2 separate regions of the Homo sapiens genome follow, and region 1 is linked to region 2. The links are chromatin loops, found by intact Hi-C in ENCODE. Cell type or tissue: natural killer cell. All regions are shown on one strand. Each heading gives the region's core, and the rest is flanking DNA. Links, peaks and the distances in the headings are about the cores only.

Evidence for each region. Peaks named below come from ENCODE experiments on the same cell type or tissue, not always from the same donor. Only the 100,000 strongest peaks of a DNase experiment are listed, where the experiment ranks them.
Region 1: a loop joins it to region 2, with 2.9 times the contacts of the local background. A loop is called at or near these places in 89 of 110 quality-filtered maps.

Annotation. Positions count from the first base shown.
Region 1 is chr5:151,136,123-151,142,330 of GRCh38, forward strand. ANXA6 (annexin A6) reads right to left here. Exons shown (of 26, transcript NM_001155.5): 3 at 4,031-4,121; 4 at 3,231-3,325; 5 at 2,556-2,669; 6 at 1,109-1,199; 7 at 134-213. Among named protein-coding and RNA genes, the nearest start is that of ANXA6, 19 kb to the right of the region's middle. RefSeq lists enhancers at 5,390-5,469, 5,490-5,699. In natural killer cell, for the core only: no CTCF peak of the experiment used is centred there; DNase peaks (open chromatin) are centred at 3,089 and 3,709; H3K27ac peaks cover 3,123 bases.
Region 2 is chr5:151,231,518-151,238,460 of GRCh38, forward strand. No RefSeq gene overlaps it. Among named protein-coding and RNA genes, the nearest start is that of CCDC69, 11 kb to the left of the region's middle. In natural killer cell, for the core only: no CTCF peak of the experiment used is centred there; a DNase peak (open chromatin) is centred at 3,444; H3K27ac peaks cover 1,085 bases.

The DNA of each region.
Region 1 (6,208 bases), core at 156-5,155, 96 kb before region 2:
GGATTAGCCAAATACACCTGCCTGTGCAAACCAGGGGAAGCTGACCAGACCCTGGACATTCAGATCTACACCCAGATGAGCCAGACAAAAGCTATCCCAAGCTCCAGAGGAAAAAAATAGGCTGTGAACCAACCTGGAGCAGGACCACAAGCATCTTCTGGAAGTGGCCAGAGGTGTCGCCGATGATGTCAGCCTCCAGGTCCCGCTCGTAGGCTGCAGAAAGGAACGCAAGCTCTAGTCTCATCCCCAGAGACCTCAGGGATCTAGGATAAAGGGCCCTGCTGCCCCCAAAATGATCAGATATTTTTAAGAATTCCAAAACCCAGTCTACACGTCCATCATGGCAAGACCCAGGGTATATTTTCACAGCTCTTCGTACTGACCATGATATGATGAAATGGAATCTGTTCATTCTCTCTAGCCCACCTATACCATGACGGCCCACCTGGACAGTGGCTACAGCTTTCCGATGGTTCTCTCCTCCTCTATTCTCAATTCCTTTCCAACCCACGGCAACAAGGATGGCTGTCTTAAAACCCATATCTGATCATCATACTCCCCAACTTCTCATTAGACTCAGAATAAAACACCATCTCTCTCTTGGCCTGCAGGCCCTGTGTGATCCTGCCCTGTCCTCTACCTGTCTAGCCTTGTACCGGCTACCAGGCTCATTTCTATTTCAGGGCCTTTGCACTTGCCGTGACCTCTGTTGGAAGGATCTTCTCTCCATTCTTTATACGATTGGTTCCTCATTTCCTCCCAAGACCTCACTGGTAAAAGTTTGATTCTTGTTACCTTATTTCCTGTACAACACTTAGCTAAAATCCATCATCACTGTGTTTATCTGTTCACCTGTTTATTGTGTGTCTCCTTCATTATCTCATTATCTCATTGGCCTAAGAGAGAGGGACCCCTTTGGTTTTATCCCGAGAACCTAGCACATCACCCAGCACAGAGCAAGTACTTATTGGGTAGATAAATGGGTGGACAAATGGATCAGAGGAAAGGAGGAGAGAAGGTAGATGGCTAGAATCTTAGTGTCCCCACTGTTGCAATCATCCTCATTTTGTATCTGAAGATCCTAAGCGGCCCCTCCTGCCCATCTCACCATCTTTGTATGCTGCCACCAGCTGGTGCATCTGCTCATTGGTCCGGGAAGCCAAGATCTCAATGAGGCACTTCTCATCAGTGCCAATGCCCTGGGGGTAGAAAAAGAGCGCATGAATTAAGGGCAGGGATGGGAGGTCACTGGACACAGGTTGGGATCAGGGAGTGGCCAGAGCTATGACACCCCAGGACTCAGGAGGTTCCTACCCAGCTCTTAGGCACTGATTGGGAACTCCTGCCTTGAGACTCATAAGACATGGTCATATGATTTGGATGTGTTTCCCCACCAAATCTCATGTCGAATCGTAGACCTGAATGTTGGAAGTGGGGCCTGGTGGGAGGTGGTTGGATCATGGGGGCGGTTTCTCATGAATAGTTAGCACCATCTCCTTGCTACTGTTCTCACGATCGTAAGTTCTTGTGAGATCTGGTTGTTTAAAAGTATGTAGCACTTCCCCACCTCCCGCCTTGCTCCTGCTCCCACCATGTGAGATGCCTGCTCCCTCTTTGCCTTCTGCCAAGACTGGAAGCTTCTTGAGGCCTCCCCGGAAGCAGAAGCCACAATGCTTCCTGTTCAGCCTGCAGAACCATGAGCCAATTCAACCTCTTTTCTTTATAAATTACCCAATCTCAGGTGTTTCTTTATAGCGATGTGAGAATGGACTAAAACACAAAGGTTCTAGTTCTGCCTCCTCCAGCTTTGTGAATTCTCTTCAGAAACTATCTTTTTGGGCCTCAGTTTTCTCATCTGTAAAATGTAGATGATATTAGTTGCTCTGCCAAACTCACAGGGAGATTGAGAAGATAATAATCTCACATTGCTAAGTGCATCAGTTTATAAAATGAATTCATGCTTAATAGCTCATAGAAGACAAAGATCATAGCACTTTATAGACTGTAAAGTGCTAGATACACTTAAAGGGCTTTGCCTCTCTTTTTCCTAGGGGGCAATTCTCTACCTCTACCTCAACCGGGCTGAACTACTCTTCATACCCTAAACACAGATCCACAACTTCTCCTGCCATTTTTACACCCTGCAATGACCTTGACACTGCTATCCACCAAATCCTCTCTGGGCTTTGGGGCTTAACTTGATCCTATTATCCTTTAAGATGCCCTCTCAAACAACCCTTGGCCCAGGGTCATGTTGATTACCTTTAGTGTGCCCTTGGCCTCAGGAGTGTTGGACACAATTTGTCTCCATGTCCCTATAACCTGTATCCTTGGACTACAAGCTCCTGGTAAGGGGGTCTGCATCATGTTGACATCTGTCTGCATCTCTCTGTGTGCGGATCGGGATGCTCCTCTGGGATAAATTTAGATGTGTCTTTGAAGCAGGACACATGTGCTGGGTGGGTATGGGGCTCACCAGTTGCTTTTGGAAGAGCCCAGAATCTTCCCATTAACCACATCCCCACCCCAACACCACATACACCCCCACTTCTTACCGAGATGGCATCTTTAATTTCTTTGGCATCACAATAGGCAGGTGGCCTCATCAGGCCCACAATCAACCGTTCAAACTTGCCCGTCAATTCATACTTTAAATCAGCAATGAGGTCCTGGCAGGTGGGGAAGAAGAGGAGATAGAAGAGGAAAGAGGAAGAGTAGTTACAACGGTAAGAATTACACTTAATGAGCACTTACTCTGGCAGGTGCTGGGCTAAGTAATCTCATTAAATCATCACCCTTGGAGGTATGTACTGTTACCAACCCTAAGAGACAGGCTCAGAAACAACAGAGGTCTTACTCCATGTCATGCTGCTAGCAAACGGCTATGCAGGGTCAGGTCCACAGCCCTGTGCCACTTCCCCACCACTGTCTGTTTCCTCGTTTACTGTGTATCTCTCTCACTATCTGGCAGTCCACAGAGTTGACACCTCACCCATCTTATTCACTAGTGCAGCCCTAACACCTAGCACGAGCCCAGCATACAGCAGGTGCTGTGGGTGTATTAAAGGCTGAAAGACGCCCAGCTGATGAGAAGAAAAAGAGCAGGGTAAGGTGTCAGCCCACAGGCTAACCTGGAGTGCCATATCCAGGAAATAACCTGAACGAGCACACAGGTGAATGAAATCATTCTTCCACCCGCACCCCATGGGCCCTCCGGTTGCTGTGGTTACCTTGCCGTAGAGGGACTTGTAGCTCTGGCAGACCTCCTGCCTCTGCCTGTTGCTCCGTGAGGTGATTATGTCCAGTATGGCCTCCTTGTCACTGCCTGGAATAGGGGAGAGCAATCATCATCCTACCCACCCTGCCTCCAGGAAGCCCACCAGGGCCACTTCCTTCCCTGGACACAGGCCTAGTAGCTCCCTGCAGGCCTCAGCATGAGCCTTCCACTCATCAGGTGCTGGTGTCAGGGCAGAGGGTCATGGGGATTTATTAAGTCACGACTGAAAGTGGACACAGCACACACAATATCTGTGCTCAGAAGGCCCCTGATCCAGCTCCTCACTGCACAAATCAGGAAATTAAGGCCCAGAGAGGGGCAAGAACTTGTCCAAGGTCTCACAATGAACCTGGCTTAGAAAACCCAGGTATCCTAACACCCAGTACAGGGTTCTTTCCACCACAAGACAAAGAAGAACATAAGCACCACCTTCGGATTGTGGCTGCCTCTGGGCAAAGGCAGCGGGCGGCATTATCAGGAGGGGGATCTACCAAGGAAACTTCAACTATGCTAATGAAGCACTAGTTCTTAAATTTGGTGGTAAATCTATGGGTGAAATTTCTATTATTCTTTATACTTTTTTTCTGAAACATTTTATTATAACATCATGAAAATTAATAAAAAGAGGAGACCAAAAAAATGAATAAGTGCACTTCACCATTTCACAGACCCTACCACCACCACCAGAAGGGCTCTGGGCTGTGTCTACTTTTGGGGGATACCCCTCAAGCTCCCATGAAGCCTGGCACCCACCAAAGCCCTTCATGGCAGTGTACAGAGCCTCGGCATCCTGGTTGGGGTCAAAGCCTGGGAAGTCATGGATGGAGCCCCGGTACTTGGCACCCTGTGGAGAAAAAAGTAGAGGGTGAGCTGCCAACCCCGGACTGAGACCAAGCTCCCAGCCCCAACCTCAGGTCAGATGCCTACCCTGGTCCAGGCTGAGCTGCTTTCCCTGCAAAATCCAGTGCTGGCCACATACACCCTGGGGAGCGGTGTGGATGACTTTCCCATACCACCTGCTGCAACCCGCCCAAAGGACAGTGCCATTTCCCCAAGGGAGGGGGGCTTGGCCAAGGCCTGCAGCCCTGCACCACCTTCCAAAGCATCCAGGAGAGGGTAAAAAAGCCTGGCTGAGTATAGGAGATGAAAATGATCCCTGCAAGAATAGCAAGAGTCAAATATATATATATATATATATATATATATTTTAAGAGATGGGGTCTCACTCTATTGCCCTGGCTAGTTTTGAATGCCTGGCCTCAAGCAGTCCTCCCACATTGGCCTCCCAAAGTGCTGGGATTACAGGCATGAACCAGTGCACCCAGCCAGCCCCTCATATTTTTATGGCATTTTATGTTTACACTTTCACCTCTGTGAATGTCATTAGTGTAGCCATTTGTAGACGCTCTTAAGATTATTTCTATCACAGAAGCCAAGCCCAAAGAAGAGCCACTTGTGGGAGGTCACACAGAACTCAGACCTTTTCCCTCTGCTCTCCAGCCCCGCTCTGCTCTCCAGCTCCAGGAACCTTGCAGGTGCCAGCTACTGAGGGTGGGGTCCTGGGCACAGGGGGCCCAGAGACACTCTCATTTCAATGCCAAGACAAGGCACTGCCCCTCTGGGCCCAGTAAACTGCGCTGTGAACTGGCATCTGAGGACAAGCTGGCTTGGTCTTTGAGGGGAAGGAGAGAAGCGGCAGAGAGCCAGGGGATCTTAGACATCGAACCTGAACCTGAATGCACAATGGGACTGGTTCACAGAGAAGTCAGATGTGGGTCAGTTACATGGCACTGAAAAGTGGGGGGTCTGGGAGAGCAGCTGAGAGCTGGCAGAGTGGAGGATGCCAGAGCCTGTCACCGAGCACACAGCACAGTGACAAGGCACTTCATTTGTGCTAGGCCCTACACTAATGGCTGAGGAATTGGGGAGAAAGGGGACCCAATTCCTGTCTTTCACGAGCTCCTGGCCCAGTGGCAGAGACAGACAAGCACATCAATTACTATAAAGCTTGTAGTAAATACATTAAGACAAAAATAAGGTAATGTGGGAAAACAGCAGAGGCTGATCCAGCTGCGGGAAATCAGGAAAGAATCCAAAAAAGAGGGAATGGAGGGTGGGCCACACAGATCTTGCCTTCAAGGAGTCAGAGGTGGAGCAGAGTGAGTCCTGGACCGCCTCCCCCTCTCCCCGTCTCCGTGCCTCCCAACGTCTGCACTGCAGGACCCCGGCCAGGCCTCTGGATGCTCTCTGGTCTCTGTCTGCAGAGGCTGGCTCCTCTGAGGTATGCATGCGTCGGCGTGGAGTTACTATTTAAAGTTCTGACCAGAAAGGAACACAGCTCTCTTCCTGCCACCTGGGAATCCCCTGCAACCTGATCACGCCCCTGGGCAGAGACTTAAAGAGTAACACATGCCGAATACCCAGAGCAGGGCGCCTTGCAAGGAGCTCAGTGAGCGCAGGATGGGGGCTTTACTGCCAGCGCTCCCCTTGGCCTTACTTCAGACCTCACGGCCGGAGCTTGAGAAATTCCTGCTGCCTTCTCCACCCCGGTGGGCAGTTTGATCCAGAAACCTCTGAGAGCAGATACCAGATCCATCTGCCCACTGCACAGAGATTGACCAAATACTCAAGTATTTGCCACATGAATAAAATGAACAAGAACACGAAACAACTGGGGTCCTCCAGGAATTTCACTTCTAAATCCTTTTCTCTTTCTTTCTGGACACCTCCAGTCCAGCGATATCAAAAAAGCACAGCAGGCAATATTAGCTACTAGGATGGATGGAGAAACAAGAGGTGCCTGGGCACAGTGGCTCATGCCTGTAATCCCAGCACTTTGGGAGGCTAGACGGGAGACCACTTGAGGTAGGGAGTCAGAGACCAGCCTGGCCAATGTAATGAAACCCTGTTTCAGCTAAAAATACAAAAATT
Region 2 (6,943 bases), core at 779-5,778:
GTTAAAGTGCAGTTTCTCTGGACTTCTCTCTCTTTTCCCCATCCACTGCATCAGGACTGAGAGGACTGAGTCAGAGGAATCTTCACACTCAAGGTTGAGCTTTACTGCCCCAAAGCTTGTGTGGGTCTCCTTGCCAGGGAACTGAATTGCTACATGGATTGGATTGGATTGTGTTGAATTGAATGAAAGGGTAAGTCCTTGGAAAGGAGAATTGAATCTGAGTAACACTAATTAGCAAGAAGTCATCCCTGCCTATTTTCCCAGGAGAGCTGTAGTTTGGGATTTGGGCTGCCTTGGGAGAGGCATCAAAAGATTCACTTTACCACTTTCTTTACCAAGAGTCAGTTCATGTAAATCATGGTCGGCCAGTGCTTTCTCTGTTCAGTGAAGTTCAGATAAAGATCCCTAAGGAGCTTGGATGGTAAGAGTAGGAGGAGCACAGAACATCACCTAGAAATACTCTCTCTTTTTTTTTTTTGAGACAAAGTCTCGCCCTGTTGCCCAGGCTGGAGTGCAGTGATGCAATCATGGCTCACTGCAGCCTCGACCTCCGGGGTTCAGGTGATCCTCCCACCTCAGCCTCCTGAGTAGCTGGGACTATGGGCATGTGCCACCATGCTTGGCTAATTTTTGTATTTTTTTGTAGAGACAGGGTTTTGCCATGTTGCCCAGTATTGTCTTGAATTCCTGGCCTCAAGTGATCCTCCCGTCTTGGCCTCCCAAAGTGCTGGGATTACAGGTGTAAGCCACCATGTCCAGCTGCCTGGGAATACTCTCTAGGGAAAACTGCACATGCTTTCCTTAAGTAAGCTGTGGGGTCTGGAGGCCGCTAGGAATGAACAATAGTGAACATTTCATTGCATCAGTGGCTCTCAAAATGTGGACCAGGCTTTAACAGCATCAGCATCTCTTGGGAAATTGTTAGAAAAGCATCAGACATCCTGGGTGTGGGCCTCAGCAATCTGTGTTTTAACATCTCCTCCCCATAATTGTGATGTGTGCTTATGTTTGAGAACCACTGCTTTAGACCTTCATGTCCTCCTCATGTCTGATAGATGTCTGATAGACTTAAAAAAAATGGACACAGAGATGAGGGACAAAGTAGGGTCCAGGGCTCAGTGAGTCGATGGGTAAGCACTGTTTTCTGGGTTTGAGACATCCTTGGCAACACTGGGTGTCTAGTGTCTAGACCACCCCTACCCACATCCTTCGTGTGAAACATGGTGGACTGTTCCATGGGCTACATGAGCCAGGCCCTGAACCACCCCACATCTAGAGACCTTAGGAGAATCCTTCCTTGCTTTGGAGATTCTGAGGCTCCCTTTTGGATACAGTCTTCTGATGAGCAGCGTGTTGATTTATAAGTAATTGACTGAGCAGGACTCCAGCATTAGCTTGGGTCTTTCCAGGCTCAGAACAGAGCTGGGTATTCACTTGCCCGGCTGCAAGCAGACAGTAAACTCCCTACCCCTCTACCTTGCCTCCCCCAATATACATCTCATCAAGGGACCATCTGCACCTTCTGCATATTCCCACTGACATCATGCTCTCAATTCTATCCAACTGCAGACACATTAACTGTATAGCCTTGTTCAGTGGATCCTCATTTCCAGCAGCCCACTTCATTCTTTGATTTGAAAAGTGAATATTTTTCAACCTGTATAGCCTGCTATGTAATCATAACTTAAGCAACCGTTTTCCAACAGACGACTATGCCTTGACCCCTTCTTCTGGGAAACCTGGCATTTCCTGGTCCTGGGTCCTGATGCATCTTCCTTGTTCTACCCTAGTGGGAGGGTCTTACCCACATAAAACAATGGGAATGAGAGTTGGAGGATGGTGAGGTCAGCAACTGGGCTTTCCAAACTGAAAATTGGACCACATGAGGTAGCAAAGAAATTTTGTGACTTATGTATATTTTTATTGATCTGATTCTATTCATGCATTACTGTTCGCCAAAATATTGGAATTTCTGGGACATTTAGAGGGACAAGGAGGTAGAATAATATTTGTAAATCGGAGTGGCCCAGAATATATGGGAGATATACCTAGGTCTGCAGGTTAAAACCCAAATGTCTATAGGGCTAGGTAGGTACCTAAATTAGAAAAAGGCTAGTATAAGTTGGGGACAGGTGCAAACTGGGGGCCATATACCAAACCAAAAGGAGCACAGGTGGCTGCACTGCAGTGGATTGGTGTTAGAAGGAAATGGAGGCCCTGATTGGCCTGACCTTCTAATTTTCTAAGTGAAACTGAAAATCTTTTTTCTTTTTTTTTAAGAGATAGGGTTTTGATGTGTTGCCCAGGCTAGAGCGCAGTGGCTATTCACAGGCACGATCATGGTGCACTGCAGCCTCAAACTCCAGGGCTCAAGCGATCTTCTGCCTCAGCCTCCCAAGTAGCTGGGACTATAGGTGCATACCACTATGCCCGGCTCAATTTTTTTATTTTTATTTTTGGCAAGGTCTCGCTTTGTTGCCCAAGCGGGAGTGCACGGCACAATCATGGCTCACTGTAATCTCAACCTGCTAGGCTCAAGTGATCCTCTCGTCTCAGCTTCCTGAGTAGCTGGAACTACAGGTGCATGCTACCACACCCAGATAATTTTTGTATTTTTTGTAGAGATATGGTTTTGCCATGTTGGCCAGGCTGGTCTCGAACCCCTGGGCTCAAACAATCCTCCTGCCTCAGCCTCCCAAAGGTCTGGAATTACACGTGTGAGCCACTTTGTCCAGCAACCCCACCCCCCACTTTTTAAATGTAAAATCTCTCTTTCTCTTTTACACAAACACATGCACACAAATCACCATGCAAGCTAAACAAAATATTTGCAGGAGGTTACATTGCCTGTATTCCAGGTAGACAAATAATGCAACAAGGGTTATGGAAAAATACCATGGAAGCAAAAGCAGTGATTAACTCTGTCTGGGAGAGTGAAGGTCGGGGCAGCTTCTCCAAGGATGTGATGTCTGAGCTGAGCTGTGTAGATTAAGCAGGGGTTCTGCTTGTCCACAAAGTGGGAAGAACATTTTATGCCCAGTGGCACTTTCAGGGGGGCCTCGGAGGCTCAGTGCAGCTGGAATACTGGGGGAATGCAGAGAGCGAGGAAGATACAGATAGGCAGAGGCCTTGAAGGCCTGGCCAAGACATTTTTCCTTTATCCCGTAGGAGTGGGAGTGGTGTGGTCAGATTGGTGGTATCCAAGGTCACTCTGGGGCTCACGTGGAGAATGGCGAGGAAGCGCTGTGCTGAAGCAGTCAAGTATCTACTGGAATAGTTCATGAGAGTGTGGGTGAGGATCCCAAAGGCACTTTGGTGCAAAAGGATTGCAGCCTTGAGGGCCAGCTCAGGCCCTGTCCTCACAGAGCTCCCGGACTGATATAATAAGGTAACTACGGTGCGCAGCAGTGTGGGGTGCCTTTGGGTAGGCGGAGAGCAGTTTCCTCTACTCTTAGCCTGGGAGGCGGCAGCTAGCGGCCGGCAGTGTTGTGGTTACCAGGGCCTTGGGTTACAACACATGTTTGTTTTTTAAAAACGTTGCGATACCTTTTAAATCAGGGCCCTGGACAGGGTCCAAGGACAGTAGCAAGGACCAGCCCCCATGGTGCTTCTTAAAGAAGCAGCTGCAGAGGAGGGACGGAACCTTGGGAACCTGGATTTCTGGGGGACCCTAAGTTCAGGCAGGGCTTGGAAGCTGGGCAAGGCTGGACGCAGCCTCCAGTTCACCCCATTCCTCCTCTTCCTTCCTCAAGGCTCTTTTGGCTCAGGAGCACTTGGAGAAGATGAACTGTCTTCCAAGCTGTCTTGGAAAGCTACAAGTGGTAGGCAGAGGCACCCAGGAATGTAGAGTCCAGCTCCTCGAAAGAAAGGAAGACCAGGCCGGGCATGGTGGCTCACACCTGTAATCCCAGAACTTTGGGAGGCTGAGGCGGGTGGATCACAAGATCAGGAGTTCAAGACCAGCCTGGCCAAGATGGCGAAACCCCGTCTCCACTAAAACTACAAAAATTAGCTGGGTGCGGTGGCAGGTGCCTGTAATCCTGACTACTCAGGAGGTTGAGGCAGGAGAATTGCTTGAACCTGGGTGGCAGAGGTTGCAGTAAGCTGAGATCACGCCACTGCACACTAGCCTGGGTGACAGAGCAAGACTCTGAAAAAGGAAGGAAGGCAGGCAGGCAGGCAGGCAGGCAGGCCTTCCAACTGGTCAAAGATTCAGGGGTCTGGCTTGACAGGGAGTGAGTGCCCCATTGCGGGAGGTGTTCAAGCAGAAGCTAACGTTGGTCAAGTGTGTTGGAGAAAGTGTACAAGGGTCTGCTGGAGGAGGGGTCTGGAGGGAATGGACTCTTAGATTTGATTGGGACTGGAAGAGATCTTCGTCGTAGTCCCTTTTCAGAGGCAAAAGTTATTCTTTTCTTTTCTTTTTTTTTTTTTTCTGAGATGGAGTCTTGTTCTGCCGCCAGGCGGGAGTGCAGTGGTGCGATCTCAGCTCACTGCAACCTCTGCCCCCTGGGTTCAAGCGATTCTCCTGCCTTAGCCTCCCAAGTAGCTGGGACTACGGGTGGGCACCACCACACCAGGCTAATTTTTGTATTTTTAGTAGAAACAGGGTTTCACCATGTTGGCCAGGATGGTCTCGATCTCCTGACCTCGTGATCCTCCCACCTCGGCCTCCCAAAGTGCTAGGATTACAGGCATAAGCCACCGTGTCTGACCAAAAGTTATTCTTTAAAGGAGTCAGGATTAGGTAGGATTCAAGAGACTTTCACTCTTGTGCAGTGTTGGTGAGAATGTAAATGGTGCAGCCACCGTGGAAAACAGTATGGAGATTTCTGAAAAAATTAAAAATAGAACTGTATGATCCAGCCATCCCATGAAAAGAGATCTACTCTCCTGTGTTCATTACAGCATTATTCACTATAGCCAAGATATGAAAACAACCTAAATGCCCATCAACAGACGAATGGGTAAAGAGAATGTGGTGTACACATATGACGAAATTGTATTCAGGCTGGGCACGGTGGCTCACACCTGTAATTCCAGCACTTTGGGAGGCCAAGGCAGGTGGATTACCTGAGGTCAGGAGTTTGAGACCAGCCTGGCCAACATGGTGAAACCTCGTCTCTACTGAAAATACAAAATTAGTGGGTGTGGTGGCATGGGCCTGTAATCCCAGCTACCCGGGAGGCTGAGGCAGGAGAATTGCTGGAAACTGGGAGGTGGAGGCTGCAGTGAGCCAAGATTACACCACTGTACTCCAGCCTGGGTGACAGAACGAGACTCTGTCTCAAAAAAAAAAAAAAAGAAAAGAAAAGAAAAGAAAAAGATAAAAGAAACAGTATTCAGCCTTAAAAAGAAGGAAATCTTGTCTTTTGTGACAACATGGATGAACCTGGAGGACATTATGCTAAGTGAAATGAGCCAGTCATGATGCCATTTATAAGAAATATCTAAAATAATCAAACTCCTAGAAGCAGAGAATTGGATGGTGGTTGTCAGGAGCTGATGGGGGAGGGTACCGGGGAGTTGTTGCTCAGTGGGTATAAAGTTTCTGTTATGCAAGATGAATAAGTGCTAGACATCTGCTGTACAACAGAGTGCCTATGGTTAATAATACTTTATTACACACTTAAGAATTTAAGAGGGTAGATCTCATGTTAAGTGTTCTTACCATAAAAAAAAACAAATGAAAACAAACAAACAAACAAAAACCAAAGGGGCACAGGAAACTTTTGGAAGTGATGGATATGTCTATTACCTTCATTGTGGTGATGTTTCATGGGTGTATGCATATGTCCAAACTCATCAAATTATTCACATTAACTATGTGCAGTTTTTTTGTATATCACTTATACCTCAATAAAGCTGTTTTTGTTTTGTTTTGTTTTGTTTTGTTTTTTGAGACGGAGTCTTGCTTTGTCGCCCAGGCTGGAGTGCAGTGGCCCTACCTGGGCTCACTGCAAGCTCCGCCTCCCAGGTTCACGCCATTCTCCTGCCTCAGCCTCCCGAGTAGCTGGGACTACAGGCACCTGCCACCACACCAGGCTAAGTTTTTTGTATTTTTAGTAGGGACAGTTTCACCGTGTTAGCCAGGATGGTCTTGATCTCCTGACCTTGTGATCTGCCCGCCTCGGCCTCCCAAAGTGCTGGGATTACAGGCGTGAGCCACCGCGCCCGGCCAATGAAGCTGTTTTTTGAAAAATAGAGACTTCCATTCTGATGCTTGGTTTGCTATTGACTTGCACCATGACTCTGGATAATTCACATACATTCACATTCCCCACCCCACTCTTTGCTCAATTCCTGGCTTCCAGTAAGCACTGCAAAGATTTGTTGAACAAATGGGTGAATGAATGAATTAGTTGGACTGAGTATGAAGTTTACATTCACACTTGTGCATGTATGAGTAATTTCATTTTTTTTTTCTGGGTAAAGGCCTATATCTTGAATTGCCATCACCATCATTTATTGAGAATTTACTATGATATGCTAAGGGCTTCGTATACTTATCACATTTAATCATCAGAACGCGGAAGGGAGACCGGACGGGCTACCACTTCCACTGTATTAATGAGAAAGCTCAGGTTTGGGGAGGGCAAGTCTCTTGCCTAGGGTCCTACTCTGGGATTTGGACCTAGGTCTACCAGACTCCACAACCGGAGCTCTAAAGCCCCATGATAAATTACTTCAGCTTCTCAAAGAGATCTGTGACCCCAGAAGGGTGAAGAGAAAACGCCCTACTGCCCTAGATTCTAATTATCCGAGAGTCTTTGGGGGAACGGGTCGGGTGGTTTGCTGGGGCGGGAATGGAGGAGAAAGCAAGTAAGCAAGAGCACAGGAGGGCAGAGCCCAAGCCAGCAAGGGCTGCTATTTACAGTAGCCCCAGAGCCCCCAGAGAGGATGATAAGGGGGCGGACTGGGAAGAGCAGTTGTAAGAGGAGCCAGG